Linked DNA regions of Homo sapiens: all the other regions are linked to region 2. A link is an interaction called in ENCODE POLR2A ChIA-PET data of the cell type or tissue named here. Cell type or tissue: GM12878. All regions are shown on one strand. Each heading gives the region's core, and the rest is flanking DNA. Links, peaks and the distances in the headings are about the cores only.

What was found. ChIA-PET counts read pairs that join two places held together with the same protein. Peaks named below come from ENCODE experiments on the same cell type or tissue, not always from the same donor. Only the 100,000 strongest peaks of a DNase experiment are listed, where the experiment ranks them.
Region 1: POLR2A ChIA-PET joins it to region 2 with 5 read pairs; 2 of 35 experiments call an interaction of 5 or more read pairs at or near these places.
Region 3: POLR2A ChIA-PET joins it to region 2 with 9 read pairs; 2 of 35 experiments call an interaction of 5 or more read pairs at or near these places.

The regions. Positions count from the first base shown.
Region 1 is chr18:49,527,067-49,537,913 of GRCh38, forward strand. It overlaps LINC02837 (long intergenic non-protein coding RNA 2837), which reads left to right. Exons shown (of 4, transcript NR_183517.1): 4 at 212-460. Among named protein-coding and RNA genes, the nearest start is that of LIPG, 30 kb to the right of the region's middle. RefSeq lists a silencer at 4,169-4,340. In GM12878, for the core only: no CTCF peak of the experiment used is centred there; a DNase peak (open chromatin) is centred at 5,033.
Region 2 is chr18:49,742,491-49,753,337 of GRCh38, forward strand. No RefSeq gene overlaps it. Among named protein-coding and RNA genes, the nearest start is that of ACAA2, 66 kb to the right of the region's middle. In GM12878, for the core only: no CTCF peak of the experiment used is centred there; no DNase peak of the experiment used is centred there; H3K27me3 peaks cover 172 bases.
Region 3 is chr18:48,717,753-48,728,599 of GRCh38, forward strand. The region is part of intron 7 of CTIF (cap binding complex dependent translation initiation factor); the gene reads left to right. Among named protein-coding and RNA genes, the nearest start is that of MIR4743, 53 kb to the left of the region's middle. In GM12878, for the core only: no CTCF peak of the experiment used is centred there; DNase peaks (open chromatin) are centred at 6,309 and 7,299; H3K27ac peaks cover 310 bases.

The DNA.
Region 1 (10,847 bases), core at 1,432-9,431, 220 kb before region 2:
ATTTTAGAGGGACAAGGTATGATGTGTTCATCAGCATCTAAGGAGTCTGGGAGTCCTCTGTCCAGAACACAAGCCAATAATATGTTCAGAAATTATGGACCCCAAACCTGTGGTTTTCTAGAGAAATGAATGCACCTTACTAGAGACCATTTAAAGTGGCAGTGGGATGGGTTAAAAACATTTTTTTTTTAAACTAAAACTTAATTCCTAGGTTCACAACAATGAGAAGTTTTGAGCTGGATAAAACTGTTCATTTATGGAGCATATTGGAAAAGGAGGGATCACACATGTCTCAGAAACAATGGGATGCATTTCCTGTTTGGTAGAGGGAGGCTTCTAAAAGGTTGATTGGTTACAAAATTGCCTCTCTAAAAGACTCCTTTCTAAAGGCAAATAAGGAAACTGAAAAGCTTAAGAGATGAATTAAAGACGAAAATAAAAATAATTATATGGTAACTGACATAACTTTGACCATTTCCGCCCTTTATTCTCAATATATTTGTACACCCATTTTCTCAGCTTACACCTACTGATCCTTTTGCCCAGTTATGCTTATACCCTGAAGATGATGAGAGATGGGAAGTTAGGCCCTCAGAACAGCCATGTCTGGTTCCTATAACTACTTTTGCTCAAAACGGAGTAAAAAAACTGGTGAAAAATTGAACTCAGAGTCATAGCAAAAGATTTTCCAAACCTTAGAGAAAACCTCAAAAAATTTACTGAGGAATTTAGAATTCTCACAGGAGCCCGTGACTCTGGACCTCCCAATTTGTGTCAGGATAAGACATGAGATGGGACCTGGGGAGGCAAGTAACTGGATGGCCACAGCAGGATGGGATACGCCTGAGGAAGTACTGCCAGTCATGCAAGTGGTACTTCTAGGGTGGCCCAAATATGCCAGAAAAATGGCTGAAAAACTTTAGAAGCTATCCCCGTTGTCTTTCCATAAAAGATTCCCTGCTCCATTATTCAAACAGGTGTGAAAGGAAAATCAAAAACTCAGGACCCCAATTCACCATGCCAAAGGAAAAAATCAAGCTGAAAGCTGAGTCATGCAAGAAGCTGCCTTTTGTTCCTAAGCAGATAGCTACAGATAAAAGGTGAAATATCTCCACAGGGACCTTATCTTATATAACGTGTCCAGTTACTGAGTGCGAGACGAATACATAATCGACTGTCCCCCTACCTGCTTTTTTTCTCTTGCAACACCTGGATTACCATGCCCTCCCTTTTCCCCCTCCAGCTCACTTTTCCCCTTTAAATACTGAAGCCCTCAAAATCATCTTTGGACAAAGGCACAGACCACAGACTGTTTCTGTGATTCCATGTTTATTTCTTCCAGGCATTGTCCTTAACCTTGGCAAAATAAACTTCTAAGTTGATATCCATTATGTATATGTGCATATTTAAAAGGACTTTACACTTTTTTTTTCTCTCCCAGGATCTTGTTTTTTGAGAAAAAGTTTTTTTTTTTTTTTAAATTCTCAGTCAACTGAATTCTATTCTCTCCAGTTCTCTCCACTTACTTCTGCCTGTCTCTCCTTCCTTTGCCATCCTCTACTGCATGAGGAACCTAAACTAATTTCTGACAGCCTGGGATTCCTTAAAGAAAACAGAGAAGGTGCCAGACTCCTTTTTGGGGAATTTTCCTCTGTGTTTCCTTATGGAATCCCAAGAGGACGAACAGACAAGTTCTGCTCGGATCTTAAACTGCTTGCTTTTTATTGTGTTGTCTGATTTTTCTTTTGACTAAAATAGTTATGTAAACCAAAAATACAATTCTAAGTGCCCCTCAATCAACTGGTGGACCCTCCCCTTGGCCAAGGGTATTCCAAAGTTAACCTGAAAAACTAGTTCAGGTCATGATGGGAAGTGGGGGTCGGATATTATATCCTTCTCCCTGCATTAGCATTAAAGCAGAGACCTTAAGGCTGATAGAACAGACTTTTTTTTTTTTTTGAGATGAAGTCTTGCTGTTACCCAGGCTGCAGTGCACTGGGTGCTATCTTGGCTCACTGCAACCCCACCTCCTGGGTTCAAGTGATTCTCCTGCCTCAGCCTCCTGAGTAGCTGGGATTACAGGCATGCACCACCAGGCCTGGCTGATTTTTGTATTTTTAGTAAAGATGGGGTTTCGCCATGTTGGCCAGGCTGGTCTCAAACTCCTGACCTCAGGTGATCCGCCCACCTTGGCCTCCCAAAGTGCTGGGATTACACGTGTGAGCCACGGTGCCGGTCCAGAACAGACTTTTTAAGTCTGATAAGAAACACAGTCTATTTTCTCTGAAGCTTAGAGGCTTCATCTGCATAAGAAGAACCTTGGTCTCCAAAACTACCTATCTTAATGCAGACATTCCCTTCTATTGATTCTAGATCTTTAGATAAACTATTTCAACTAATTGCCAGTCAGGAAATCTTTGCCTCTACCTATGACCTGGAAGCCCAATCTTACCCCCCACCACCAGCTTCTTCAAGTTGTCCCACCAATGCACATCTTATATGTATTGATTGCTGTCTTATGTCTCCCTTAAATGTATAAAACTAAGCTGTAACCCAACTACCTTGGGCATATGTTGTCAGGACCTCCTGAGGCTGTGTCACGGGAATGTCCTTAACTTTGGCAAAATAAACTTCTAAATTGATTGAGACTTGTCTCAGATACTTGTTGGTTTATGGTTATTACAACAGGGGCTACTCTTGGGTGTTTAAGATAAGTAAGGGTGTGGTTTAGACACTTAGAGAAACGTTTCTGTAACAAAGTGCACTGTAAAAGCATTACATGGCCTAGTCCCACGACAGCTCTTTTTTTGGAGACCCAGGATTCCCTGTGAGCTCTGCTTAGAGCTCAGAGATCCAGTTAAAAGACAGAGACTGAGTTTAAAACTACTTATCTAAATAAAAATGGTCTCCTTATACAATCCTGTGGTAGATTTCTATAATTTTATGTTTGACTTGCCAGGCATTTTTAATCTTCCTGTAACGCACCAACACTCTCTCTCTCCCTACTTGGAGATATAAATATTGCTATCTGATTTTCACCTAGGAGTTGTTGCTTTAGTTTGCACATTTAGGGCTGTCTTACTGACAATTGCCTAGGGTAATGAAACAGGTTATCAAAAAATTGGAAGTCTTGGCTGGGCGTGGTGGCTCATGCCGGTAATCCCAGCTATTCAGGAGGCTGAGACAGGAGAATCACTTGAACCCAGGAGGTGGAGGTTGCAGTGAGCTGAGATCCTGCCACTGCACTTCAGCCTGTCTGAGCGAGACAATGTCTCACAAAAAAAGAAAAGAAAAGAAACAAAACCCAGGGAATTGGAAGTTTAAAGTAGGAGGAAAAAAAGGGGTCTTTGGTTGGGTGCGGTGGCTCATGCCTGCAATCCTAGTACTTTGGGAGGACGAGATGGGAGGATTGTGCTGAGACCAGCTTGGTCTGGGAGACCCTAACCCAGTGGCGCTAGAGGAATTAAGGACACACACACAGAAATATAGAGGTGTGAAGTGGGAAATCAGGGGTCTCACAGCCTTCAGAGCTGAGAGCCTCGAACAGAGATTTACCCACGTATTTACTAACAGCAAGCCAGTCATTAGCATTGTTTCTATGGATATTTGATTAACTAAAAGTGTCCCTTATGGGAAATGGGATTAACTGAAAGTATCCCTTATGGGAAACAAAGGGATGGGCCGAAATAAAGGAATAGGTTGGGCTAGTTAACTGCAGGAGGAGCATGTTCTTAAGGCACAGATCGCTCATGCTATTGTTTGTGGCTTAAGAATGCCTTTAAGTGGTTTTCCGCCCTGGGTGGGCCAGGTGTTCCTTGCCCTCATTCCAGTAAACCCACAACCTTCCAGCGTGGGCGTTATGGCCATCATGAACATATCACAGTGCTGCAGAGATTTTGTTTATGGCCAGTTTTGGGCCATTTAAGGCCAGATTTTGGGGCGCTTGTTCCCAACAGGATTGCTTGAGGCTAGGAGTTTGAGACCAGCCTGGGCAACATAAGGAGACCCCATCTTTATGAAAAATACAAAAATTAGCTGGGTATAGTGACACATGCCTGTAGTCCCAGATACGCAGGAGGCTGAGGCAGAAGGATTACTTGGGCCCAGGTGGTCAAAGCTGCAGAGAACTATGATTGTGCCACTGCACTCCAGCCTGGGTGACACAGTATGAGAACTTATCTCAAAAAAAGGGGGTCTTATGAATCTTTTTTTTTTTTTTTTTTTAGATGGAGTCTTGCTCTGTTGCCTGGGCTGCAGTGGCACGATCTTGGCTCACTGCAACCTCTGTCTCCTAGGTTCAAGTGATTCTCCTGCCTCAGCCTCCCAAGTAGCTGGGATTACAGGTGCCTGCCATTATGCCTGGCTAATTTTTGTATTTTTAGTAGAGACGGGGTTTTATCATGTTGGCCAGGCTGGTCTCAAGCTCCTGGCCTCAAGTGATTTGCTGCCTCAGCCTCCCAAAGTGCTGGGATTACAGATGTGAGCCACTGCGTCCGGCCAAAAGGGAGTCTCATGAATCTACTTCTACCTGTGTGTCTGATACATCTGTGTATCTGTGTCATGTATACATTTTGTAGCAGGACGAGCTGTAGACAAAACTCCTCAGACACCGAGTTAAAGAAGGAAGGGGTTTATTCAGCTGGGAACATTGGCAAGACTCCTGTCTCAAGAGCCAACCTCCCTGAGTGAGCAATTCCTATCCCTTTTAAGGGCTCACAACTCTAAGGGGGTCTGCGTGAGAGGCTCGTGATCGATTGAGCAAGCAGGGGGTATGTGACGGGGCTGCATGCACCAGTGGTCAGAGTGAAACAGGACAAACCAGGAAGTTTCACAATGTCTTTTCTATACAATGTCTGGAATCTATAGATAACATAACCAGTTAGGTCAGGGGTCGATCTTTAACTACCAGGCTTAGGTCAGGCGGGCCCAGGCTTGGTTTCGGGTCTGGTTCCTTGGCTTCGGGTCTGGTTCCTAGGCACCAGGCTACCTGACTTTTGTTTCACTTTTCTTTTCTTTTCTGAGTATAAAACAATGTAAAACGATATGAGAGGGTCTGTCTCTCTTCTCTCGGTTTCACTACCCAAAATATATAAGAGCTCTAATTAGCTTAAAGAAAAAAAGAGGCACTTAAATCAAATCTTTTATCAGAAAAATAGAGACTTTAAGCTCAAATGCGTTTTCAGGTTCACATGACTCACAAATCTTTAATAAATAAGCTGGTTTAAAAATGATTGGTAAAATAAAATTAGAAATGCCTTCTGAATTATCAACATACATTATTGTTTAGATTTATTGGTCAAGTGGTTTTATATTTATCTCTGCTAGATATTATAAGGTGTCAAAATTTGGCATGAGGGCTATAAAGCTATAAATGTAGCCCAAAAGAGAATTACCTTTAATGTTGTTGTTTTAATGAAAACAATGAGATTCTGAGTTATTGGCAAAAAAAGTCCATTTATTTAACCTCAAGGTTCCTACTTACGTAAACAACTGAAATTCATAGGCTGTAAAAATGGTTAACAGGGAAATAACTTTAAATGATAACTATCGCAGTTTTCATAAGTAATCTCTGCAGGTTCTAACTGCTGTTGTGGCCTTATGCTAAAATGTTTTATCTTAAAGGTCTGAAGGAAATATTTTCTTCCAATGTAACATTCTGTGCTGTTGGCCTTAAATTGTTCTATGAAATCAAAGATTTTCACTTATGACCCCAGACACAGTCTTCCTATTCTAACTAATTCAAGTACCATTTTCACGAGTTTTGACTTGCAGGTTATCTAAATGTGCTCCCTGTAGGGAAAAACAATCACACTGCAGAAGGTCTTTTCATTTGCTGTTTGGTAACTGGCCTAACAAACAGATTTTACATTTTTTGAAATAATTCCTACATCATCGTCATTAAGTTTTGATTTGCTTAGGAAAACTAAGATGAAAAAACCAAGGCTATCACATCTACATAACTTTCTACATTGCTTTTAAAGTCCTTGTGCTGTTAAGTTATAGGGCTTTGACTCTTGGGTCTAAAAAGGACTTCAAATCCTGCTAAACCTTAAACACTGACAGCAGTTAAAGCCTCATCTTCAGATCCAGAGAAGATGCCAATCAAAATAAACTGTGTTAATGAGACACTGGGCCAAAAATTAAAACTATTCAACTTCTCTAGGCCCAGAGACTATTGCAGAAGAGGTAGGCACATGAGATTGTAAGGGCTGATTTTGAGAGAGAAAATTGTTCAGAGTTTTTCTATAAATTAAACATTAATATCAAAGGCACACTGATACAATACCAGCATCTGGGTCCCTGTGTCGGATTAACAAGGTTTTCTTGGAGAATTAACCCACTTTTTTTTGAGACAGAGTCTTGCTCTGTTGCCTGGGCTGGAGTGCAGTGGCGTGATCTCGGCTCACTACAACCTCCACCACCTGGGTTCAAGCAATTCTCCCACCTCAGCCTCCCGAGTAGCTGGGATTACAGGCTCCTGCCACCATGCCCAACTAATTTTTGTATTTTTAGTAGAGAGGGGGTTTTGCCTTCTTGGCCAGGCTGGTCTCGAACTTCTGACCTCAGGTGATCCGCCTGCCACAGCCTCCCAAAGTGCTGGGATTACAGGTGTGAGCCACTGCGCCCAGCCTATTTTACAACTTTATAAATTATAGATAAATTATAACAATGGGAAATAGGCTGGGTGTGGTAGCTCATACCTCTAATCCCAGCATTTTGGGAGGCAAAAGCGGGTGGATCACTTGAGGTCAGGAGTTCGAGACCAGCTTGATCAACATGGTGAAACCCTGTCTCTACTGAAAATACAAAAAATTAGCCAGGCTTGGTGGCAGATGCCTGTAATCCCAGCTTCTCAGGAGACTGAGGCGGGAGAATCGCTCGAACCCAGGAGGCAGAGGTTTCAGTGAGCTGAGATTGTACCATTGCACTGCAGCCTGGGTGACAGAGAAAGACTCTGTCTCAAAAAAAAAAAAATTACAAACAGTTATAACAAGGCTTATGAAAATTATATCTGATGGTCAAGATGATTAAAATGTAATAGATTTGTTGATAAGATTTAAGAGAGATATAATTGGCCTCATGTTGTCTTTATTAAGGCTTATTATTTAGGAAATTAAGTCTCCTTTCTCAAAGAATAAAGATTTCTGCCTCTTTTTTTTTGGGAAATCTTTGAGTTATAATGTGGTCTAAATAAATGACTTATTTTACAATGACTTGTGATCCTATTTTGTGATATCAAATGTTTTTAAAACTTTTTATGTTTGACCAACTTTCCAAAATCAAATTCTAAGTTCGATCCTTTTGACCTCATTAATTTTTTGAATTTAGGTCCTCTGAAGTCCAAAAGAGACATTTTCAGCTTATTTGGTATAACAAAAGCATACAGAAAACATTATTAAATATGAAATGGTGTTTAACCTTCTTTGGATTATATTTATATAAATGTATTATTAGTATGCCTTCCAAATGAAGGTATATGAAATTCCTATATGAAATTCCTATAATTCTGATATGTATTAGTATACATTATGGTAGTATTATGATTATTATTTAAAATTGTTGCATGCCACATAAGTAACCAAATTTCCTTGTCATTTGTGTCTTTAACCATGGCTGTTCTAAGACTTTGTCATCCACAATTGTTGTTTACTTTGATCCTTTTATAGAGTGGCTTATAATCAACTATAGAACTCTGAGTACTCTGATAATTTTAGAGATTGTGCCATTGGAATAGAGAGAAAAACTTCCAGGACTCTCATGGAGAGCTGATGTATTCGTGAGGATTGTCAATCCAATATTGGAAGAACAGAAGTTAATTGCATGGATTAAACTAACAGAAGCCTGAAATAATCTTTCATTACTTTTTGTTTAACACATTTGCTGATTCTTTTTGTTTTGTTTTTCAGAGTGAAGAAAACTTTTTCTTCTTTTAAGTTATTTACAGTTTTTAACGTTGAGTAAAGTGTATTCTAGCAAGCAAAATTCAACATAATTTATTTCTCTCTACCTAATTTCTCTGAAATTCAGAAACTATTTGTGAGTGTTCTTAATTTATGGCAATATACTTATTTGTATAAGTTCCATAGGAACCTGCTTTCTTTTATTACAGGCCATACCTGGAGACACTGGTTATTTTCCCAAGTCTTTGACTGGAATGGCATATTTTCAGATTGCCTTGAGGAAATGAGGTTGACCTATAGAGCCAATTAAAGCCCTTCAGAAAAACTGGCCCCATACCTTGTCCTTCATAGGGTTCTGACCTGTGACAAGTAAAGAATGTTGGTTTCTGACAGGCCCAGGAATCCCAAGTTTTCTTGGGATATTGAAAAGAGGAAGTCACCCAGGCTGAGCTTGAGGTTTTTAAAAAGGTCTAATCTCAGATGCCTTGAGGAAAAGCTTCCAGCAAAGTCAATTTAAAAAAAAAATAGAGTCTACATGGCAAATGATTATTCTTGCTGCACTTTATGCAAATAATCAAGCCAAGTATAATAAGGCTAAAACTTATTTTACAAATAAACTGGTCCTACTATGATTTTGTCTTTAATAAAATTGGGAAATTGGAGAGAGAAAAATTATGTTTCAAAATAATGTATAGTACACATGTTATTAGATTCTAGCCTTGTGCAGTGTTTTCCAATTTTTATTATTTTCTACAATTTGGACTGAATCCAGAAATGTTTCCTGTCCACAAGTCTTAAAATAATGTTTTCAATTTTTTTCTTTCTTTGTTTTTCCTGCTCCCCATTTTTCCTGATTTGAAATACTGAAGCTAGACAAATTAAACTTTGGAAGAAAATGACAGCAACCTATTTATATACATAAACCATTTTCATATCTGCCTACCGATGTGTGGACTTCAGAGTAATATGGCCTGTATCAGTTTTCCGGGATTTTTCTTCCTTTTTTTTTTTTTGGTTATTGCCTCCTTTTTCCCCTCTGTTTTCTCTTTTCCTTCCCCTATTTTTTCTTCATAGGATGTGAGAGTTCACAACCTGTTCCAAATGAGCATTCCCAACAACATAGGACCTGTTTGTCTATGAATAAACTCTCTTAGCCATGAAAGATCAGGCAAAATCCAAGACCAGTGACTCATTTTCTTCTAAAATGTTTTCTCCAAAAGATTTTCAAAAGAAAACAGAGGAGGAATATAAAAGGAAAATAAAAACTTGGGACCCCAATTCACTGTGACAAAAGGAAAAAAAATCAAGCTGAAAGCTGAGTACGTAAGAAACTGCCTTTCCTTTTGTTTCTAAGTAGATAGCTACAGATAAAATGTTGAATATCTCAACAGGTAGCTCCTCTATATTCATCTTATCTCACGATTTACTGAGCAGATGAATACATAATTGACTATTCCCTTACCTGTTCCTTTTCTCTTGCAACACGTGGATTACCATACCCTCCCTCTTTCCTCTCCAGCCTGTTTTTCCCCTTTAAATATTAAAGCCCTCAAAATTATCTTTGAAGAAAGGCACAGACACCTGCCTCCTGGGTATGTCATTAACCTTGGCAAAATAAATTTTTTGCTTACATGTGTAAGCCAAAAAAAGATTAGTTGCTTCGTGATTACAGGGCTAGATTGAGAATCTCACTTGTTAAACATTCTGGTCTTAAAATGGTTGACAAAAAAGTCAAGCTCTAAAATATTTGAAGAGATTTATTCTGAGCTAAATATGAATGATCAATGGCCAGTGACACAGCCCTTAGGAGATCCCGAGAACATGTGACCAAGGTGGTTGGGGCACAGCCTAGTTTTATACATTTTAGGGAGACATGAGACATCAATCAAATACATGTAAGATATACATTGATTCAATCCGGAAATGCGGGACAACTCGAAGTAGGGGCTTCCAGATCACAGGTAGATTTAAACATTTTCTTATTGGCAATTTGTTGTAAGAATTGTTATTAATAGAAAGGAATATGTGGGTTATGATAAGGGGTTGTGGAGACCAGAGTTTTGTTATGCAGATGAAGCCTCCAGGTAGCAGGCTTCAGAGAGAGTAGTGTTTCTTATCAGACTTAAGGTCTGTTGATATTAAATGCTGGTCAGTTTTTCCCAAATTCCAAAAGAGAAGAGGGTATAATGAGACTCCTATATGCTAGTGAAATCCTTAATTTAGGGCCACTTGTACATGAAGTGACCCCTCATAAAAGGACACCCACCCCCATCTCCCAAACCCAATCATATAAAAGAGTTTTGCCTTCATTCCTTTGTAAGAGTACTTTCTCCTCAGCTGGGAATCTCTGAATTGGAAAAATGACTTATTAATATTTCAGCAACTCCTGAAAAAAGCTTTGCTGATATTTTGGATTCTCTCTAAGCAGTGCAATCTGAGATGAATTATTTGGCCTCAGTAGTACTCCAAACTAGAAGAGTTCTGAACACTTCGATTGCTCAACAAGGAGGAGCTTGTGACCTAATTGGTGAAAAGTGTTGTTTTGATGTTAATAAGTCAGGCGTTGTTGACCAAAATTTAAAAGGTCTTTAAGAATAACAGGAGTTTTCCGTCAGATGAGCACTGCCTCCTGCATTGACTCAGCTGGTTAAATCTTGCTTCCCAGGAATCTTTGCTCAGAGGAATCTTTCAATCCACGGCCACCATTCTCCTTACAGTTATTGTATTTACCTCCCTGGTGTGTCATATGCTTCCTGAGGGTATTCAATGCTTTCCAGCAGCCACTCATACATCAAATAATTGCCACCAGGCTCAGACAACTTGAGTAAACTAATAAACACTGACTCTGTAATTCCTAGCAGCAGCTATACGTCTCCAAAGCCCAGCGTATCTACTGATGATAACAGCATCTACCTAATTTTTCTTCTATCTATGTCAGTAGTGACA
Region 2 (10,847 bases), core at 1,979-9,978:
TTCTTCTGGACATTTCTCCTTTGCTCTGGCACTGATTGCTGCTGGAAAGACATCTGAAACCCACCTGATTTTTCTCCTTGTAAGTGAATTATTTTTGTCCTGAATGTGAAAAAAAAATTTTAGTTTAATGGTTTAACCAGAATGTGTCTGAAGGTTTACTGTTAGAGATTTTTCCTAATAAGTGGTATGTGCTTTCAGTCTTGCAGTTTCAGTCTTTATTCTAATTCCTATGAGTTCACTGTTGTTAAAGTAAATTAAAATGACGAGAGACCAGCCTGAAGAATCTCTGACTAGACAAAAGCAGTCAGGCCTCATAAGTCATCTTAACTTTGCTTAATTTGCAAACTTTAGCAAAACTTAACTTTAGCCATTTCTGGTAAATGCTTATGTTAGAAAGAAAACCTCAGCCAATTATTGGCAGACAAAAAGTTTCTAATTATATAACTAGGGACTTTCGAATGGGATGAATCAAATAAGATAATTTTGCAACTGTCACCAATCAAATAATTTCTTTATCTTTTTTCCGTATTCAACCTAAAAATATTTGCCTCTGACGCTATGTCATTAGAACATTGAACATTTTTTTGGTCTGGCATACCCCAATTCATGAATTGCTTTTTCCTCAAATAAACTCTTTAAAATGTAATTGTGTCTCCAATTTTTCTTTTACACTATTCAAACACAGATCTCTCATCCTTTTGGAATGTATTCTGGTGTAGGGTCTAAGGGATGGGTCCAGTGTCTTTTTCCTGATGATATCCAGATGTTTTCTGGGCAGTTTGAGTTTGAGGTGCTGATGAAGCATGCAGGTGAGGCTGCGTTCAGGGCCACTGCGAATTCAGGGCTGGAGATGGGTCAGGGACCAACAGACAGATCTGAGGGCCATAGTAGGGACATCTAAACAAGGAGACAGACGGGATTGCGAAAGAAGGACAAGTCAGGACCAACATGCGTGGGGCCAAGTCCAAAACCTTGGGAGGCCTGTACATTTAGGAATACAAAAGAGGGAAAGAGATTGAAGAGGATGAAGGCTAAGAAAAGACCACTGGGTTGGGTCTTCAGAGATTGGCCTCCAAGGGAGATAAGCATCAGAGCCTGGCAGTGAAGGGCAAGGGAAGGAGCAGATGATGACACCAGTGAGGCAGCTCTTCCCGGAGTGGGATGACAGGAGAGGGGAAGGTGCAGCTGTGCAGACTTCACAGGAGAAAGGGGTGTTTCTATTAGGCAGAGTGAGGCTTTAGCAATTTAGTGGACCTGTGAAAGGGGTCAGGGTGGGGAGAGGTGGAAGATAAAGAGAAGGAAAACCACAACAATGATGGAAAGGTGGGCAGGTAGGAGATAGGGTCACAAGGCAGGATGCAAGTAACAGAGCTTCTATCTGAACCGTCTTAGGAAAAAGAGATCATTCACTGACTGGGCACGGTGGCTCACACCTCCGAGCACTTTGGGAGGCCAAAGCAGAATTGCTTGAGCCCAGGAGTTCAAGACCAGCCTGGGCAATATGGTGATACCCCTGTCTTTATAAAAAAAATTTTTTTTTAATTAGCCAGGTGTGGTGGTAGGCACCTGTGGTCCTAGCCACTTGGGATGCTGAGGTGGGAGACTCACTTAAGCCCAGGAGTTCGAGGCTGCAGTGAGCCATGTTCATGCCATTGTACTCTAGCCTCGGTAACAGAGCGATACCCTGTCTCAAATTATAGTAGTAATAATAATAATTTTAAAAAGAGATCATGGTAAAACCCTGTCTCTACTAAAGATACAAAAAATTAGCCAGGCGTGGTGGCACGTGCCTCTAATCCCAGCTACTTGGGAGGCTGAGGCAGGAGAATCGCTGGAACCCAGGAGGCGGAGGTTGCAGTGAGCCGAGATCACACCATTGCACTCCAGCCTGGGCGACAGGGTGAGACTCTGTCTCAAAAAAAAAAAAAAAAAAGATTATTTATTGCCTCATGTAACCAAACCAAGAGATGGGAAAGGAGAAAAAGGATGCAGAACTAAGGACTCAAATGTTGCCAAGTTCTGATTTCCATCGCTCATATCTGCTTCTCTGCAGATTGGCTTGGATGCGGCTTTCCCACACAGCAGGGAGCATGGCTGCCAGCCTCTGCACGCCTTGGGTTGGCAGTTCCCCCGGGAAAGAGGCAGTGTGTGAGGTACTGAGAGTGATGTTTCTGGAGATAGACTGCCTGGGTTTGAATTCTGGCTCTGCCATTTACTCGGGCAAATTCCTTTACCTTTCTGACCTTAGATTCCTTATCTGTAAAATGAGGTAATCACAGAATCTACTTCATGACTGCTATAGAAATTAAAGAGGATGATGCAACAGTGCTGACACTTAGTGGGTGCTCACTGTTCATAATTGCTAAGTGTTACAGCTGCTTTTAACATCATCTTCAACATTATTATGGAGCTGAGTCTCTTCTGATGTTAACGTGAACACCTTCAGGGAAGAACCTCGATTGGCCCATCTTGGGTCAAGTGCTCACTCCCATGGTCAGGGGGATGGGAAACCATGATGGGTGGTCCCCACTGGAGCCACATGGGTGGCTGGGGATGGGGTGTAAGTACCTGAATGAAGGAAAGTCTTCCTCCAAGAGAAGGAAGGGTGGTCAGGACTAACAGGAGCTGTCCACATCAGGGAGTGCAGTTAGCCCAGGACAGAGGAAGGGACTGTTCTTCCACGGCCTTCACTGTCTGACCCTCCCATTTTGCCAGCTGCTTATGGGAACTGCACCACACACCCAGCTTAAGTGACTCAGATATGAGGTTTCCTGAAGGTAGGGATCTGGTGTCTGCAGCATATGCTTCAAGTTCTACCAGATGCCCCAGCTGCTGTGTGGAGGGAAGGCAGGACCAAAGGGTGGCCAGCTGTAGGGGGCTGGGCCAAGATCAGAGGCAGTGCCACAGGGCAGGTTGGGCCCAGTTCCATTGTCACCCACTTCTTGGGCAGTTTCTCCATACACCAGCATACTAGTGCCACTCTGTTTCCCAGGGCCCATGGAAAAGACGTCATCACCAGAAGTCCATGGTCCTCAAGGAAAGGTCAGCTGTGCAGGCGGTGAACTTGAACCTGCCTCACCTGTGAAAGTGACACAGTGAAGAGGCCGATTTCATGTCAGCACAGGTCTGATGGGAACATTCTAGCCTATTCTAAAAATGATTGCACCTCCTCTCCTGGGGTAAGGCCCATCTCATGGGTGCTTCCTGACCCAGAGCACATTCCCTTTCCATCAGTCTCAGTCCAGCTGTGTGTGATTCTGCATCTCTGCAGACACTCACACTTGCATGGTCCACCTTCGGGCAAAGGTCCGGTGACCATGCTGAGAGCAAACACTGTTCTGGCGCTCATGCCCGGCACCTGCTGCAGGAGGCAAAGCACCGAGAGCGTTGACAAGTGTAAGCCTCGCTTTTCTCATTTGGATGGATGATCAGAGACCCAAAGAGGGGAGACTCCCTAATACACAGAACACCAGGAGCTGAAGGGGAGTAGCTTCTAAGATGAAGTTGCTCACAGTGCAGTAGGGAAGACCGGCCCATGAACAGATCATTAGAGGTGCTGTGATTGATACTGCAAGGAGGATAGGAGTCAACCTGTGGCTGAGCAGGACAGGGGTCATTTGTTTTGTCCCAGGAAATGGCCATTTGGAAAGGTGAGATAGGCTGGAACATGCAGGCAGGGTGGGGAAGGCCTTGAAGTTTGAGAAGGATTTTGCCGTGTTATGGATTCAACTGTGTCCTCTCCAATTCCGTATGTTGAAGTCGTAACCTCCATTACCACAGAATGTGACTGTATTTGAAGACAGGGTGTGATATTGTGATATAAGAAGAAATATATATTCTGGTCTTCACTCCTGGCCAAAGCTCCTAAAATGCTTGTCAGTTCCTAAGTGGTAAAGGTAAAAGGAGCATCTATTGTTATTACATTTGGTCTTTGTCCCTGGTTCCTGAAATAGCACCAGAGTGATACAGGTGAAAGGAGTGTCTTTTAAAATTCCTAAAAGCCCCTTCCACCACACCTGAGTTTATGTTAATAAGGTGACTTTCAGCAAGCCCCCAGCTAGCTGCCAGATGGGAGCTGGTTAGCTGATGATTAGAGGGTTGAAATTTTCAGCCCTACCTCCTCCACCTGTGGGGAGGTGCGGTGGCTTGACTCACCCAAACCACATCTCATCTCAAATTGTAATCCCCATAATTTTGTCCCCACCCAAATCTCTTCTTAAACTGTAGTCCCCATAATTTCCACGTTGGGGATGGGACTTGGTGGGAGGTGATTGGATCATTGGGGCAGTTTCCCTCTTGCTGTTCTCATGATAATGAGTTCTCACGAGATCTGATGGTTTTGTAAGTGTCTGACATTTCCTCCCACCCACATTCATTCTGTTTTCTCTCGCCGCCTTGTGAAGAAGGTGCCTGCTTCCCCTTCTGCCATGATTGTAAGTTACCTGAGGCCTCCCCAGCCATGCAGAACTGTGAGTCAATTAAACCTCTTTTCTTTATTCAGGCAGTTTTTTATAGCAGTGTGAAAATGGACTAATACAGGAGGGGAGAGGAGACTGGAGGTTGAGTTAATCGCAAATGGCCAATTATTTGATCAGTTACGCCTAGTAAGGAAGCCTCTATAGAAATCCAGAAGGACAGGGTCTGGAGGGCATCCTGGTTGCCAAACACATGGATGTGTCTGGAGGGCAGCAAGTCCACAGAGGGCAGGGAAGCTCCCCACCCTTCCCACATTCCTTGCCCCATGCATCTCTTCCATCTGGCTGTTCATCTGTATCCTTTGTAATATCCCATTTAATAAACTGGTAAACATTAAGTATTTCCTTGAGTTCAGTGAGCCATCCTAGTAAATTAATCTAATGCAAGGAAGGGGTAGTGGGAACCCTGATTTATAACTGATTGGTTAGAAGTATAGGTGACAACCTACTACTTGTGACTGGCATCTGAACTGACAATCCCATTGGGGGGCAGTCTTGTGGGACTAAGTCCTAACGTGTGGGATCTGATGGTATCTCCAGGCAGACAGTGTCAGAATTAAGTTAAACTATAGTACAGTTACTTGGTGTTTGCCAGGGCATTGGTTGCTGATGGAGAGATATCCCCACACATTTTGGGGTGAAGTGTTGAGTGTTGACCGTGTGAGAGGAGAAATAGTGTTTATTTTTCTGATACACTTGTTTTGAAACTTTGTATCTTGATAAGTTTATTCTGAATCTTGTGAAAGGATAAATATACAGTAATAGCCAAGTCCATTTAAAGAAAGAACAGTGAGCTACAAAGATATGTTAGAAACTATTAGAAAAAAATATATTAGAAATACATCATTTTCTCAGCACAGGAATAAACAATTGGATTAATGTGTTGACCTGAAAGGAAGAGGCTGAGGCATCTTTAGTTGAGCCAAAGTGAGGACAGCTGCCTGGGACACACTTCCACGTTGCCCTGGGGCGTGCTCCCATAGCCTTTGCTGCAAGCAGATTTTTAAAGGGAACAGGAGTGGGCTGGACGAAGTTGTTTGATAGGAATTCTCATTGGTTGACAGAAATAACATGATTTGTGATTGGCTATACACTGTTGAACTACAGGGTAGGAGTTAAGGCGTCCAACGTGTGGCATCTTATAGCTACTCAATGTCAGTCCAGAGCCCCTTAACAAGTGGCTTCAAGAGGTAATTATTTAGCTCAAGGGGGATGGATGTGGCTGCTGATTCATTCCAGTGCCTCTCTGAGCCTGATGGTTTAAAGGGACTTACATTCCTTGGGTTAAGTTTATTTTCTTCTTCCTTTTGTTTCTTCCACAAATGGAACAAAACAGGAAGTCGAAAAACAAATTCACATATGCATAGGAATTTAGTATTTTATAAGAAATGTCACTTCCAGTCAGTAGGAAAGGAAATATGATTCAGTGTTGGGAAAGTTGGTTATCTATTAGGAGGAAAAAATAAGTTGCAACCTTACCTCATACCACTTACAAAGATAAATGGGGGATAGATTAAGGAATGCTATAAATACATTAGAAGAAAATATAAAATATATTGATGACCTTGGGGAAAAGAAGGCCTTCTACACAAACACACACACACAGACACACAGAGTGGAAAGGAAAAGTTTGAAGTCTTTTTTTTTTTTTTTTTTTTGAGACGGAGTCTTGTTCTGTTGCCCAGGCCGGAGTGCAGTGGTGCAGTCTCAGCTCACTGCAACCTCCACCTCCCGGGTTCAGGTGATTCTCCTGCCTTAGCATCCCCAGTAGCTGGGATTACAGCAAATACTTTGCTAACTTTTGTATTTTTAGTAGAGAGGGGATTTCACCATGTTGGCCAGGCTGGTCTCAAACTCCTGACCTCAGGTGATCCACTTGCCTCGGCCTCCCAGAGTTCTTTACAGGTGTGAGCCAATGCACCAGGCCTGAAGTCTCATAATTTGATTACCACATAATCAAACACTCCCGAGTGACAATGCCCCAAGTGCTCAACCTCATTAAATATTGAAACCAAGAGATGCTATGCTTTACCTGTCAGATGGACAAACTCTCCTTTTAATTAAACTTTTCATTTTGAGATAATTATAGATTCATATGCAGTTGGAAGAAATAATACAGAGAGACCCCTGTACCCTTTACCTGAGTTTCCCCAAAGGTAACATCATACAAAACTGTAGTACAATCTCACAACCAGAATATCAACACTGACACAGCTGAGATACAAAGCACTTCCATCACCGCAAAGATCACGCGGCCCTTTACCAGGCACGCCCACTTCCCTCGCACCCCGGCACTCCTTAATCCCTCTCAATGGCTAATCTGTTATTCATTTCCATAACTTTATCATGTCTAGAAGGTTATTTAAATGAAATCATGTAACGTAATTTATCGGGATTAGCTTTTTTTCACTCAGCCTAATTCCGTGGCAATTCACCCAGGTTGCTTATCAATAGTTTTTTTCTTTTTTATTGCTGTTCCGTGGCATGGATGAACCGCAGCATGTTCAATCACATACCCAGGGACGAATACCTTCCAGTTTGGGTCTATTTTAAGTCAAGCTATGATAAACATTCATTTATGGTTTTTTGTGTGAACTTGAGTATTCATTTCTCTGAGATAAATGCCCCAAAGTGCGATCACTAGGTAGTATTATCGTTGCATGTTTAGTGTTTCTAACTGCCAAACCGTTTTCCAGAGTGGCTGTAACATTTGACGTACCCACCGGCAACATATGAGCGATCTGTTTCTCCACATCCTCATCATCATTTGGTGTTGCCACTGTTTTTATGTCAGCCATTCTGATAGGCATGTAGTGACATATCACTGTAGTTTTCACTCACGTTTCCCCAGTAGCTAGTGATGTTGGACATCTTGTGCTTGTTTGCCATCTGTACACCTCTCCAGTGAAATGTCTCTTTGTGGGTTTTGCCCATTTCCTTGTTCGATTGATTGGTCTTATTTTACTGCTGTGAGTTCTTTATATAGTCTAGTAACTAGTGCTTTGTCAGATATGCAGCTTGCAAATATTTTCTCCCAGTCTAAAGTTCTAAATGTTGATGAAGCCCAATTTATCAATGTTTTCTTTGTGGATTATGCTTTTTGTATTGAGTCTAAGAACATTTTGCCTAGCTCTATACCCTGAAGATTTCCTATTTTTTTCTAAAAGTTGTATAGTTTTATGCTTTATGTTCAAGTTTGTGACCCATTTTGAGTCAATTTTTGTATAAGATGTGCGATTGAGGTTGGGGTTCATTTTTTTCGGACAGGTGTCCAATTGCTCCATTGGACATCCATTGGGTGAAAGGTTATCTTTCCTCCATTGACAGGCTTTTGCACCTTTGTAAAAAATTGGGTGGAGGCCAGGCGCAGTGGCTCATGCCTCTAATCCCAGCACTTTGGGAGACTGAAGCGGGCGGATCACCTGAGGTCAGGAGTTCGAGACCAGCCTGGCCAACATGGTGAAATCCCCTCTCCACTAAAAATACAAAAGTTAGCCAGGTGTAGTGGCAGGTGCCTGTAATCCCAGCTACTTGGGAGGCTGAGGCAGGAGAATCTCTTGAACCCGGGAGGTGGAGGTTGCAGTGAGCCGAGATGGTACCACTGCACCCCAGCCTGGGTGACAAGAGTGAAACTCTGTCTCAAAAAAAAAAAAAAAAGCTACAAAACAATACTTTGTATTTTCTATTAATATCTGAGTACAAATATAAATGAAACAAGTCTGGAAGGAAATGTACCATACTGGCAGCGTTGGTTATATGTGGGAAGGACATTGAGCTCAGGGCAGTTAAAGAAAGTTTTAGCTTCAGAATATTTATTTATTTAGACAGAGTCTTGCTCTGCTGCCCAGACTGGGTTACAGTGGCATCATCATAGCTCACTGTAACTTCAAACTCCTGGGCTTAAACAATCCTCCTGCCTTAGTCTCCTGAGTAGCTGGGACTACAAGTTCATGCTACCACACCTGGCTAATTTTAAAAATATACATATTTTGTAGAGACAGGGTTTTGCTGTGTTACCCAGGTTGATCTTGAACCTGGCCTCAAGCGATCCTCCTGCTTCAACCTTCCAAAGTGCTGGGATTACAGGTGTGAGCCACTGTGCCCGACACTTATTTTATTGTTTTTACAAGGAACATGTTCATATATTTTTATGAATTTAAGAATAATTTAGAAAATAACTTGGAGGCAGTATTCAGGGCATAACTTGGGTGGTTTACTTTGGGTGAACATCAGTGCAGGAGGCAGATAATTTGTCTATCTTTGCTTTCTACTAAGAGGCATTTGGCAAGTGGAGAGAGCTCGACTGACTTTACTAAGAGTCAGAAGTCCTAGGCTGGAGCCCCAGCTCTCCCATGTCTCATCTCTTTGAACCCTGAACTCCTCAGCTGCCCAGAGAGATCATGTCCCTGTCTTGCCTCCTCAGGGAGTTTCTGTGCAAATGAAATGGGGTTGTGAGTTTGGAAGCCGTCTCTGAGCTGCTCGCCCTGGGCACAGATCAGGAAGCATTTGGGCTTCCCCTTTGGATGGCCAGTGAGCCAGGCAGGGGAGGGTCCCCTGCCAGTGACCCCGGTAGGGCTCAGCAGCCCCACTGTGTTCCAGGGCTGCAGACAGAGCCATCAACCTCCTCCCCACTGCTGCCACCCCAAATCTCCCTGTGGGGACAGCCAGGATAGGGTGGGTGGCTCCAGCACCCCATCCTCACTCCGGGAAAACTGGCTCATGGTCATCATCACTTTAAAGGAGAGACCACATGATGGTGAAATGCAGGGCGATTCTGTGGCTGATGCATATTTGGGAGTACATCCCTCTTCCAGCACTTTCCGCCTATGTCACCTTGGACGAGGTGCTTAATCTTCCTGAGTGGCAATTTTCTGGTGTAAGATGGGACGGAGAGTAGCAAGGGTTGTTGTGAGGGTTTAGCAATGAAATGTAACCAAAGCCTGGGTGTAGCAGGTTCTCAGGAAGTGGTAGCTTTGTATGTGTGTGTGTATGTGTGTGCACATGTGTGTGCTTGTGTGTGACAGCAAATAACAAGCAATAAGTGACAGTGGAGAGAACAGGTTGATGACAGGTTTTGTTCTGGACAATAGGAAAGAAGTGAATATTATCTGGCTCTGCCCAGCCCTGCTAAACAAGTCTCCACAGGTGATGGCAATTTGGAGTGTCAACTTTGAGCAGTCATGCATCCAGCAGCACTTTCTCCAGGGCTAGCCTTTCCATAGATGGATCCCTAGGGCATGGTTCCCAGAGGCCCGCAGAGCCCTCCTGTCCACCCTGCCTCCAAAGAATTCTCCTACCCATTAGCGGATGCCCCAATCCTCTTTGGAAAGCTACATTCTTAAGTTCAAGGCTTTGATTCCCGGCAATGCTCTCCCACAGTGGGAGACTGCTTTACACTTCAGAAGGTGCTTTTCCATCCCCTGTTGCATTCTTCCCCTGATAACTGTGATGTAGAGATACAGCTGGAGAAACGGGGAGGTTAAGTGACTTGCCCAGGGCCATTCAAGGGTCCCTGGAAGAACTGGGGAAAGTGGTAACCAGAATCTTGGGTACCTTATTGGATGCTTGATCTCCAGATACCTGGGAACCAAAGCCCCAAAGCTGAGCTTGACTGAGAGCTCTGCCTTGGACTGTTTCTGGTCATCACTTGCCTTAGAAGAGGCGATGCCAACTTGGTCTGAAACCCTGGCCTTTTCAGGAACCATTCAATGGAGTTGGGTGTTCAGGGAGGAACACAATCACTTCTAAGACATACCCCAATCAGAGACAGGCTCCCAGCCATGCCTAAGAACAGAATGGATAGCGCAGCCAGAGGGGACTGCTCACTTCTCCAAGTCCAGGAAACTATAATGCCTGCACTGCTTTTTGGCTCATCAATCTGGCATTCCCAGCAAAGGTCGTGCCTTAAATAGCAGTGGTATCTGCTATTTAACTTGCCCATTTTCATGTTAACCTCATGTTTCTGCACTCTGTCTAACTAGAAAGTAAGCATGTGCCTTCCCTGGTGTGAGCTGAGCAAACACTTGTCCAGTTCCACTTACCTGCAGGCCGGAGGTCTCCAGGCTGGAGATGGCTTTGGTTGAAGCTGGTGCTTCTGCCTCTGGAAGGACTCTGGCCAAAGTTGTTGTTTTACAGCCCAGGAAGGTCTTCTGCATGTTTTCCCACAAGAAAAGGAAGAGGGTCCCCCCTCATGGGCAGGGGCATATTTAAACTGCCTCTGAGGTTAACCCTGGAAACTTTCCATGCTACCTAAGTGATCCCTGGCAAGAGACTTGATTATGTGGCAATGAGGTAGAGGTTTGGCTTATCCCTGCCCATGCTGATGCTGATGTCTGATATTCCAGTTTCAGAGTCAATAAGCCGGGGGTTGCA
Region 3 (10,847 bases), core at 1,786-9,785, 1.0 Mb before region 2:
GTCTTGCTCTGTCACCCAGGCTGGAGTACAGTAGTGCAATAATAGTTCATTGCAGCCTTGAACTCCTGGCCTCAAGCAATCCTCCTGCCTCAGCCTCTTGAGTAGTTCTAGGGACTATAGGCACCCGCCACCACACCTGACTAATTTTATTTTTATTGCTTGATTGATTGGTAGCGATGGAGTCTTGCTATGTTGCCCAGACTGGTCTCAAACTCCTGGCCTCAAGTGCTCCTCTCCCGTCAACCTTCCAAGTAGCTGGGATTATAGACACAAGCCACCATACCCAGCTACCTCTTCAACCTTGATATTTTCAGGGTTCCCTAAATGTGTCAGGCTAGTAACTGTTTCAAAAAAGGACATAGATTTGGTCTGGCCATGACTTGGTCTGTGTGAACCTGTGCTAGCTATTAGTGGTCACCTTTTTTCTTCCAAACCATCTGTTTGGCAATCTCTTTTGGAGAAATGATATCCATATTTTTCCAATTTTTGAAAATTAGACTGTGTATACCTAGCTACAGTCTCTAACACTTTTGTTGCATTATTCAGAGTTTTCCAGAGAAACAGAACTGATAGGATATATTGAGAGGAAGAGAGAGAGATGTATCATGGGAATTGGCTCATGAGATTATGGAGGCCAAGAAGTCCCACAGTCTGCCATCTGCTGCAAGCTAGAGAACCAGGAAAGCCAGTGGTGTAATCAACCCAAGTCCGAAGGCCAAGAAACAGGAGCATGTATGAGGTTCCCAGCGTGACCGTAAGCATACCATGTGTTACAGCATGGGATGTCCAAGGGCAGGAGAAGATGGATGTCGCCACTCAAGAAGAGGGAGTGAAGTCACCCCTCCTCTGCCTTTTGTTCTGTTTGGGCCCTTGGCGGATTGGATGGTGCCCATCCACACTGGGAGAGAGATCTTTACTCAGTCTACTGACTGAAAATGTCCTCATAGACACACCTAGAAATAATGTCTTACCAGCTAACTGGGCACCCCCTAGCCCAGTCAGGTTGACATGAAATTAACCCTTATATCTGTTCTCCAGGATTCCTCAGACATGGTCAGGGGCCATTTATGACCTCATGTAAAGATTTCTTTTACTCCAATCAATATCAATATCGCCCCATTCCCGAGGCATGAAGGTGAGCACTCAGAGCACCCATTGCTCTCCGTGGAGTCTTCCAGGCCCTCAGCGTCTGACAGATGCGGCAACTGCAGCTGCCTTTTCTGGGCTGGTACCTGTTCTCTTGCAGAAGGCAAACTTGGAGTGGGAGAGGTCTGCTTTCTTTTTGCCACCTCTTAATTCTACGCTGTCTGCCCCATCAGTAGCCTCATGTGTCCCTCTGACTTCTCACTCTCAATACGAAAATATGCTTCTAGAATTGTCTTTAATATTTTTAAGCCCCATTCCTTGACACTGCTGTGGCTTCTGTATCCCAGGCTTTGATGGTCATCTGTGACTACAGGAGGCCCCACATTCCTTTTCACATGTGGGCTCATGGGCAAGGACTCTGGGGGATACCAAGTGCCTCTCGACATCCCTCTCTTTAAGTCACAGCTGCTATCTGGAACTTGCTGCTCCTTTTAGCACCTCAGAACACTCTACCAGTCATAGAGTCCCACATCCTACAAAAATGACCAGGTCCCCCAGATCTTGCCCACCGGGAACTGATGAGGAATTAACCTAGTCGGAGTCCTATATCTATACATCAGCTCATTCACATGAGTTGTTAAGATAGCTCTTTTGGAAGTGCAGTCCATCCTTATTACTCATTGATTCATATTTGCACATTCGCCTACTTGTAAAACTTATTTGTAACACCGCACTCAATACTCATGGTGTTTTTGCAGTCAGTCATTGACACACAAACAGTGAAAAATTTGAGTTGCCTGACCTGCAAGATCCCAGTCCAGGCCAAAGTAACACTCTGCCTCCTTGTTTCAGCTCTCATAGTATAAGCAAGCACCCTTCTCATGGTTCTGTTTACTGCCATGTTTTTCACATTTTTGTGCTTTTCCTTGGTGAATTTGCTATTTTAAATGGCTCCTAAACATAGTACTGAAGTGCCGTCTACTGTTCTTAAGCGCAAGGAGGCTGTGATGTGCCTTCCGGAGAAAATGTGTGTGTTAGATAAGCATCACTCAGGCATGAGTTATAGTGCTGTTGGCCGTGAGTTCAATGTTAATAAATCAACAATATGTATTAAATAAGGTTTCTTTAAACAGAAACACATACAAAACGAGGTTATGTATTGATCCAGTGGTGAAAATGTTGTGACCAGAGGCTTGCAGGAACCAAACCCCGCATTTCCCCTAGGAGTAATAGTTCAGTATTCACTAATTCAGTATTTGCAGCAACTTTATGGAATGCAACTACCATAAATAATGAGAAGTGACCGTACTTGCTCTTTAAAACAGAGTAGAGAGATGCTGAAGATAAAGAAGTATGTTGTAGGCAACAGGATCTTAGGTCTGAGTGATTTATCTTGTTCGTGTGTGGTGGTAGCTTCGCTAGGGGATGAGATGGGGACGGGGGGGATGCTTCTTCCAGTGGTCATTGTCCTGCATGGTTTGACTGAGCCTATCACTGCTTCATTTGCACCATGCTGGGATGCCACTGTTGCTGAGGCCCTCGCAGACAGCTCAGCCCTGCAGTGACTGTCATTGCCATCCTGTCATCCGAGCCCAGGGACCGCGAGACAGATCTATGCTCACTTTGCCCACGGTTTGTCTTTCCATCCCAGCAAGGAAATTGCCCTCATTAAGTCCCTGCTAAAGATAGATAAGAAAATGGGACAGGCAAACCCCCACCTGGCAGGCAGCCCTGTCAGATTCTAAGCAAAATGAGTCAGATAAGAATTATTTTTAGGATCCTTCTCCTCCTCCCTCACGCCCACCCCCAAGCAGGCTCTCTCTTGAAAAGAAGAGCAGCTCATTTCTTCAAGCCAGATGTCCAGGTCCATGCTTGATTGAAATGGAGCCCCTGATACACCCAGAGAAAGCCCCACGCTTTGTACAAATCATGATGGTCCCAATAATCCTTTGCACAGTGCAGCTGCCTCAGGCCGCACTCCTGGGCAGAACAAGCTGCAGAGAGTGGCCCTGTTGAGGCTGGCCCACAACTCACCCATGAGGGATATACCTTCCCCCGATCCCCATGCTCAGGACTTCCTCCCAGCATCACACTTCATGGGAATACAAGGCTCTGGGGGTTCTCTCCCATCGGGACCCACATCCACGCGGGGGACAAATGGGTAAGAAAAGAGGTTGCCTACAGCTCATTTTGGCAGAGCCCTGGAACCCCCTGTGCCCACCAGGCAGTGGGCATCCCCTAGTTCTGTGCCCACAGTTGGAGAGCAGAGTACTACTCTTTCTCGATCACAATAATCCCCTTTTCCCCAGCAATTAGAATTCCTTCAGACCCCTTAAGCCCTAAATAGCAAAGGGAGACCCAATGACAAGAAAGGTGACTGAAGAGGACGTAGGGGCACATGTCTAGTTACCTGCAGGACAGGAGGGCTGCTCCCTGAGAAACTGGCCCTGGAGAGATAAATGCCATTTCCCCAAGGTCTGCGTCTAGGATGGGACGTAGAATGGACGCCTTGGGAACCAGCCACCCAAGCTGGTTTCATTCCTCCTCAGAGGTCTAGTCTCTACTGAAATGCTAGGCATTTGAGGATTGGCTCACAAACACTAACACCCAACCCTTCATTCCTCTCCGGAGCCCCAAGCAACCTGGCCTCTGGCACCAAGCCAGCCCAGCCCTCCCCGGGGACAGTGTGTCTGGTGGGCAGCCCAGGCCCAGGGCGAGGCTCACTGGCTTCAAGACGAGCTCATCTCTCACCAGCCAGGGGATCTTGGGCCCTGGACAAACCATTCTTCTTATGTCCCCAAGGACACCATTGTGCAGACTACAGGGATGCCATTAGATGCCATGTGATGGCAGATACGAGGGAAGTCCTGACCCTGTGTGCGGCTCTGAGTCTAACCTCAGAGAACGTGCATCCCCCCCTCTCTGTCCTGACACTCACTCCTGTGCAGGAAGAAAAGAACACTGGACCAGAAGTCATGGAATCTGGATTTTCATACTTGTGGTGTGGTTCAGAGCAATTCTCTTACACTTTAAGGGTACACAGTTTCTCAGCTATAAAATAGGGCTCTGATTTCAGCTCTACAATGTATTAGAGAGAGTGCGAGGTGAAGATGAAAAGGGACACTTCTCAGGGATATTCCATTCCTTAACCATGGGATGGGAAAGACAGTTCTGAAAGACATGTTGGAGGCTGGCCAGGGCTTTCAGTGCAAATAACCAGTGTCTCGTGTATCTTCAGCTCAGCCCATGTGCCCTGTCCAGAAGGTTCTAGAAAGGCAGCCATGCCTGCTGCCCCTGTGTATATTTTTCCTTCCCCAGATCTGGCACACAGTCATACTAGGCTAAGCCTCATACTCCTGGCCCTGTGCTTTTTTTTTTTTTTTTTTTTTTTTGTGAGACAGGATCTCACTCTGTTGTCCAGGCTGGAGTTGCAGTGGCACAATTATAGCTCACGACAGCCTCGACCTGCTGGGCTCAAGTGATCCTCCCACCTCAGCCTCCCAAGTAACTGGGACCACAGGCACGTGCCACCACACTTGGCTAAATTTTTTATTTTTTATTTTATAGAGACAGGGTTTTGCCATGTTGCCTAAGCTGGTCTTGAACCCCTGGCCTCAAGCAATCCTCTCACCTCAGCCTCCCACAGTGCTAGGATTAAGGGCATGAGCCACAGCACCCAGCCTCTCTGTCCTCTTGAGATCGTATGCTGCCCAGGACCGCAAGATTCACAGGTGTAAGTACCCAGCCATACCTGTTGGTGCTCACAGGTGTAAGCACCCGGCCGTACTCATCGGCACTCACAGGTGTAAGCACCCGGCCGTACCCATCAGCGCTCACAGGTGTAAGCACCCAGCCGTACCCATCAGCGCTCACAGGTGTAAGCACCCGGCCGTACCCATCAGCGCTCACAGGTGTAAGCACACGGCTGTGCCCATCGGCGCTCACAGGTGTAAGCACCCGGCCATACCCATCGGCGCTCATAGGTGTAAGCACTTGGCTGTACTCATTGATGTAGCAGGCTGTGCATCCCACTGGTTCTGAGGGTCTTTTTCGCTAGACTCCCAGGCAAGCCTGGCCCACCCTCTGCCAAGCCTGGATGTCACTCAGCAATTCACAAGCACTTCCAGAGCACTCACTGTATTCAGGGCACCCTTTAGCTCATATAGTCTTCCCAATGACCTTAGGAAGGAGATGCTATTTTTATTTCCAATTTACAGATGAGGAAAGTCACTAGTCCAGAAAAGTGAAGCGACACAAGCAGCCTGGCTTCCAGGCGTGTGCTGCTAACAACCCACTGCTCTGGGACCCCCTCCTTCCCCATCTGCAGACTCAGCTTCCGTCTGCTGGGCCCCTCCCTGGCTGCCTCCTACATACTCCCCCTGTTAACCACCTGATCAACTCACATGCACGGGGAGCTAAAGACGGCATGGTCCTCTTTGGGGTGAGGGGGCTGTCATGTCAAATGGACTAGGGGAGGGCTGCTGCCTCATTCAAAGGGATGAATGAATGAATGAATGAATGAATGATGAGATTTCAGATGAGACCCTCAGACAGGGTCACCCACCCTCCCACCTTCTCCCCACCTGCACTAGGTCAGTCCTGCCCATAGATTACTTTCCTTGTCTGGATGATTCATGAATAGACATATTTAGGAAGCCCTCGAAACTGACCAGGGATTTCCCAGATTGTGGGGACCCCACTCGATGAGCACCCAGAGGGAAAGTTCTGTGAGTTCTGGAGTGGTGGGCAGCTCAGGGGGTGGGGAGGCAGCCCGGCCAGAGGAGAGCTTCCTCCAGCTGTTGGCTCCCCTGACTCCCAAGAGGACAAACCCAGAGCATGAGGGTGCCTTTCACTCCTCAGGGCTCCCCAGGAGAGACAGGGGCACAGGTTTTAAAAATACCAAGGAGCTTTCCTCCTGGGTCGGCATTTACCCTGAACTCCAAGAGTTATTTCTGAGTCTTCCCAGTAATTTAATTATAGCCATTTATTCCAATGCATGTGTTTTGGGGAAGCCAAGGTGGCCTCTATTACAGTTTGGAATATTTTGGGAGGCCTTGGTTTCCAAAAGTGATGCAGGGACTCAATTAGGCAAGACACCAGCAAACAGAAATAAAATAGCTCAAGAAGATAGGCCCTCAAGTTCCCAGAGGCGATGCCTGTACTTAGCACCCACGGGGGAAATTAAGATGAAGTTGTCCCCTGGGTGCTTGGTGTAGTCATCTCTGTAGCAGCAGCATATGCCACCTTCTCCATGTCTCTAAGCACCTGCAGGGATTTCAATGCCCTTCAAATTATGGGCTGGATGGGGTTGCCCATTCTTTCCAAGTAGGCCTGGACAGATGAACAGCCTGGGCACCAGGATTTAGGTCCCCCTTGTAGGTGGACACAGACTCACCAACAACTTGTGGGATGGCATTATCAAACAGCTTCTAACCTTTCAAATAGGCCTTTGGAATCCTCAACTGGTTCGCGCTCCCTGACCCCCTGCTCCTTGTAGATGGCCTGCTCCACCTGCCCTCAGCTCTGTCCCCACCTACCCTCCCACCCACTGTCTTCACTCGCTGTGCTCTCCAGACCCCAGTCTTCTCGCTGTTCTTTGAACAGGCCTGTCTCTGTCCTGCTCCCAACACTGACCAGCCCCTGTACCTCAGTCCCTCTCCCTTGCCTCTTGTTCCTGCTGGCCTCCTCTGATTCTGCAGGTTCTGCTGACTCCTTCCTACTCCTCCACCCCTTACTATTCATGGCCTCATTCATCCTCCCTTGATCCTCTTCCCTGACCTTCCCTACAGCTGCTGGGCGGGGTCCAGCCTGACACAGACTGAGAGCTTTCCCTGCTGTGTGTGAGCTCCTGGGCTCACCTGAAGCAGGTGCGGCCACTGAGGGACTTAGGGAAGGGCAGAGGGCCGGAGAGCATCCAGCACACACATTCATTCATGTCTGGAGGGCAAGCCCCGGGATCCTGAGTCACCTCAGCAGGTGGATAGAGGAGCCCAAAACAGAAGCTGCTGCCTGGAGCCCACATTATCTGCATTGACACCCGCCTGCAGGAATACGACTGCCCTTGTGTTGGCTTTGAACTCTGTCTTTCAGCTTCAAGGGGAGGATTTGGTGGACAAAAGATCTAATTTTAGGCTTATTACTTGTCAGGACTGACATTGAACTCAAGAAAAGACATGTGTGAACTTGAAACAAAGATGAGAAATGTTTTTAGAAAGAGAAAATGTGTTCTGGGGTGGTGTGCATGTTTGGTCTGGTGGTCTGTGTGGCCACAGCAAACACGTGTTCCAGACTGGCTCTGCATGTCAGGGAGCAGATGGCTCGGCCTGGTCACCCTGAGCAGGAAGCTTGCTGCCTTTGAGCTGTGAGCTGCAGCCACGGTGCAAAGAGGCTGGGCGGAGGCTGGGGTGAGACACTTAGAGGGCAGGATTCTGACTGTGCCCTGATATTCAGGAGGGCTGGCGGTGCTCAGTCAGGGGTAGGGTAGGAACAGTGATCATCAGGGCCTCTTTAGGCAGAGCACACAAAGGCCAATTCCCTCCCAAGGCTCCACCATCCCAATTCCTGTCCCAACGCCCCTCCTAGGATGGCAGGGGAGCCTCGGCGCCCTTTCCGGGAGACAGCCCCGGTGTATTTTGACTGTGCTTCCTTACTCTACAAGCAGTCAAGGACAGCCACCTTCTGCCTTCCCACCACCCCCTTAGGGTGAGAATGAGGAGGAGCTCCCACCTTCCTCTACTCTCATGCGGCCCCTTTTGACCCCAGATTTACTGCTCCTGCATCCCGTTTTGTGAACTGGTGTGTCAGTGGTTGATCTACCCTTAATGGTAACCCAGGGCATGTTACTTTGCATTTTCACTTGAGCCTTCAGTGATTACCCAGAGTTAAGAGAATGATTTAGTTTCTGGCACACTGAGAAGCTCCCACGTGTGGGAGGTAGGTGAGGGTGGGTATATGTCATGTTATTTCAAGGCAGATTTTTTTGCTCCTAAGAGCCTAAAACCATCCCACTTGAGGCAAACCCACATTTTGCCTCTGACTTTGTTGCCTGGAGGTCATATCACAGGAGCCACACCAGGGCCCTTATTCCAGCCTAATGTGTAGGTGGTCCTTTGAGAATGCTGAGTTGCCTAGACTTCATTCGAGTCCTGTCACTAGATATGTAGCCTCAAGACATCCCTTCACCTCTTTGAGGCATGTTGCTCAACTATAAAATACGATATCCACCTTGTAAGAGTGTTCTGCAGTTCAAATGAGGTGATGCTCAGAAAGGAGGTAAAATGCCAAGGGCAACACAAACCTGAGGACTTATTGCCTATATTTGTGTTTGAATCACACATGTTCGGTTTATGTTTATAGTTGTGGATATGTACGTGTGCATGTGATTGCTTTAGGACTCTGCTAATCATCATTTCCAATGATAATTTGCTGGAAATGGAGCTTGGCTTGGACGTTTGTATTGGGGTTATCTATTGCTGTGTAACAAATTTCTCCAAGACGTAGAGTTTAAAACAACAAATATTTATTATGTCACCCAGTTTCCAAGGGTCAGGAATCCAGGAGCAGTTTAACAGGGTTGTCCTAGCTCAAAGTCACCCTTGAGAGTGTAGTCAAACTGTCAGCCAGGGGTGTAGGCATCTGAAGGCATGACTGGGGCTGGAGAAAGCCCAAGCAGTTGGAGAACAGCCTCCTTCACAAGGTGGTTGGCAGTTCTCAGTTTCTCATTAGCTGTTGGTCACAAGGTGGACCTCTTCATAGGGCTGTTCATGACATAGCAGCTGACTTGTCCCAGAGTATGATCCAAGAGAGACAGACAGGAAGACAAGCAGACAGACAGACACCAAGATCGAAGCTGCAGTATGCTTTGTAACCTAATCTTGGAAGTGACATGCCATATTCTACCATATTCTGTTGGTCACATAGACTAACCTTGGTACAGTGTGGGAGGGGACTTTACAGGGATATAAATTCCATAAAGTGGGGATCACTGGGGACAATCTTAGAGGCTGACTACCACAACCCACCCTCTCATTCCCAGTGACTCACATGCAAAATAGTCTCACCCCTCCCAATGTCTCATTTGATTATAGCATCAGCTCCAAGTCCAAAGTCTCATCATCTAGATCATGTTCAGATGCAGATGACGCTCTTTGGGTGTATCTCCTTAAGTACAGCACCTCAGGTACAGTTCACTCTTGATCTGTAGGCCTGAGATTTAAGGAGGCAAGTTAGCTGCACACACACACACACACACACACACACACACACACGTAGCCAACATACAATTGTGGGACAGGCATAGGGTAACAGCCTTAGATACACTTATTCAAGAAGAGGGGAAACAAGAAGCACATAGACATTGTTGGTCCATAGCAGTTCTGAAATCCAGCCAGGCAGATATTGGAAGTTTCTTGATTAGAACTCAGTTCTGTTCCTGCCCAGGAATTATTCTACAAGGCTGTCTCCGCCCTCTGCATTCAGGGTCTTTCATGAGATTGCAGCAAGTCATGAGCCCAGTGAATACTCTGGGCTCTTGGTTCTGCCTCTGAGTCATCCTTCCTTTTCTATGAAAGGTAGCATGTCTTTGCAGCTGATTTGTTGCTCAGATAGCTTCCTGCTGGTAGAATTTGGGAGGTCCAAGAGCTTCTTTATATTTTGTACTGTGTCTCTCCCTTCCAGTCCAAGTTGTTGTGTTTCCACTGAAATAATCCTTTGAAAAACTTTATGGGTCTTCTGTGATCCTATTGAGTCTGTTCCACCAAATAAAAGCCCACCCACACATCTCTTCAAGACCATCCCTTCTCTCCGCTGGGCTTCTGCTGAGGGACAATGCCCTTAAGCTTCTTAGAAGCTCTGTTGTTTGACTGAGAAGATCTTTAACATCTCTTAAAATCTTTACAGAGCTTTTGGTCTGACTGAATAGTACTCTGAGGCAGCACCGCTGAACTTTCTAAGATCTTGACAAAGACTTCATAGCCACACCCTCCACCTCATCTTTGGACTATGCTTTCCTGAGAGTGCCTGGATTTGATCTTTACGCAGAAGTCATTTCCTAATTTTAGCATCATTTGCCATCTGGACAGTCTGGGACTCTTCAAAACTAGCAAGTCCTGGATTTTTTTTTATTGTGACAGCCCTTCTTTTAACTTGTCTCTCTCTTCTCACATTTTACCTAGCAAGAAGAAACCAGGCAGCCCCTGCAGGACCCTGGCTAAAAACTTCTTCCTTAGATAATGCAAGTCATTAAGTACATTTTCTGCTTTTCACATATCTGTAGGAGACAATGTTGCTAAACATTTTGGGGCTACATAATAAAAATCCTCCTTCCTCTAATTCCCAATAATATATTTTTCACCTCCCTTAAAGCCCCCATCACCAGTCTCCTCAAAGTCCATATTTCTACCAGTGGTCTCTTCATGGCATTTGAAGTTTTCACTAAGAATCACCCCAGAATGCTTCTGGCTCCGGCCCACTGCCCAGTACCAAAGCCACTCTCACATTGCAGAGTTTCACTATGGCAGCACCCTACTTCCAAGTACCCAAAGCTGTATTAGTTATCTCTTGCTGTGTAACAAATTACTCCCCAAATTTAGCAGCTTAAAATAAGCACTTATGATCTCACACAGTTTATGACGGTCAAGCATCCAGAAGCTATATAGCTGGGGAGTTCTGGCTCAGGGTCTCTCGTGAGATTGTGGTCAGGCTGTTGGCCAGGATTGCGGTCATCTGACACTTGACTCAGATGGGACTGGAAGAGCCACTTC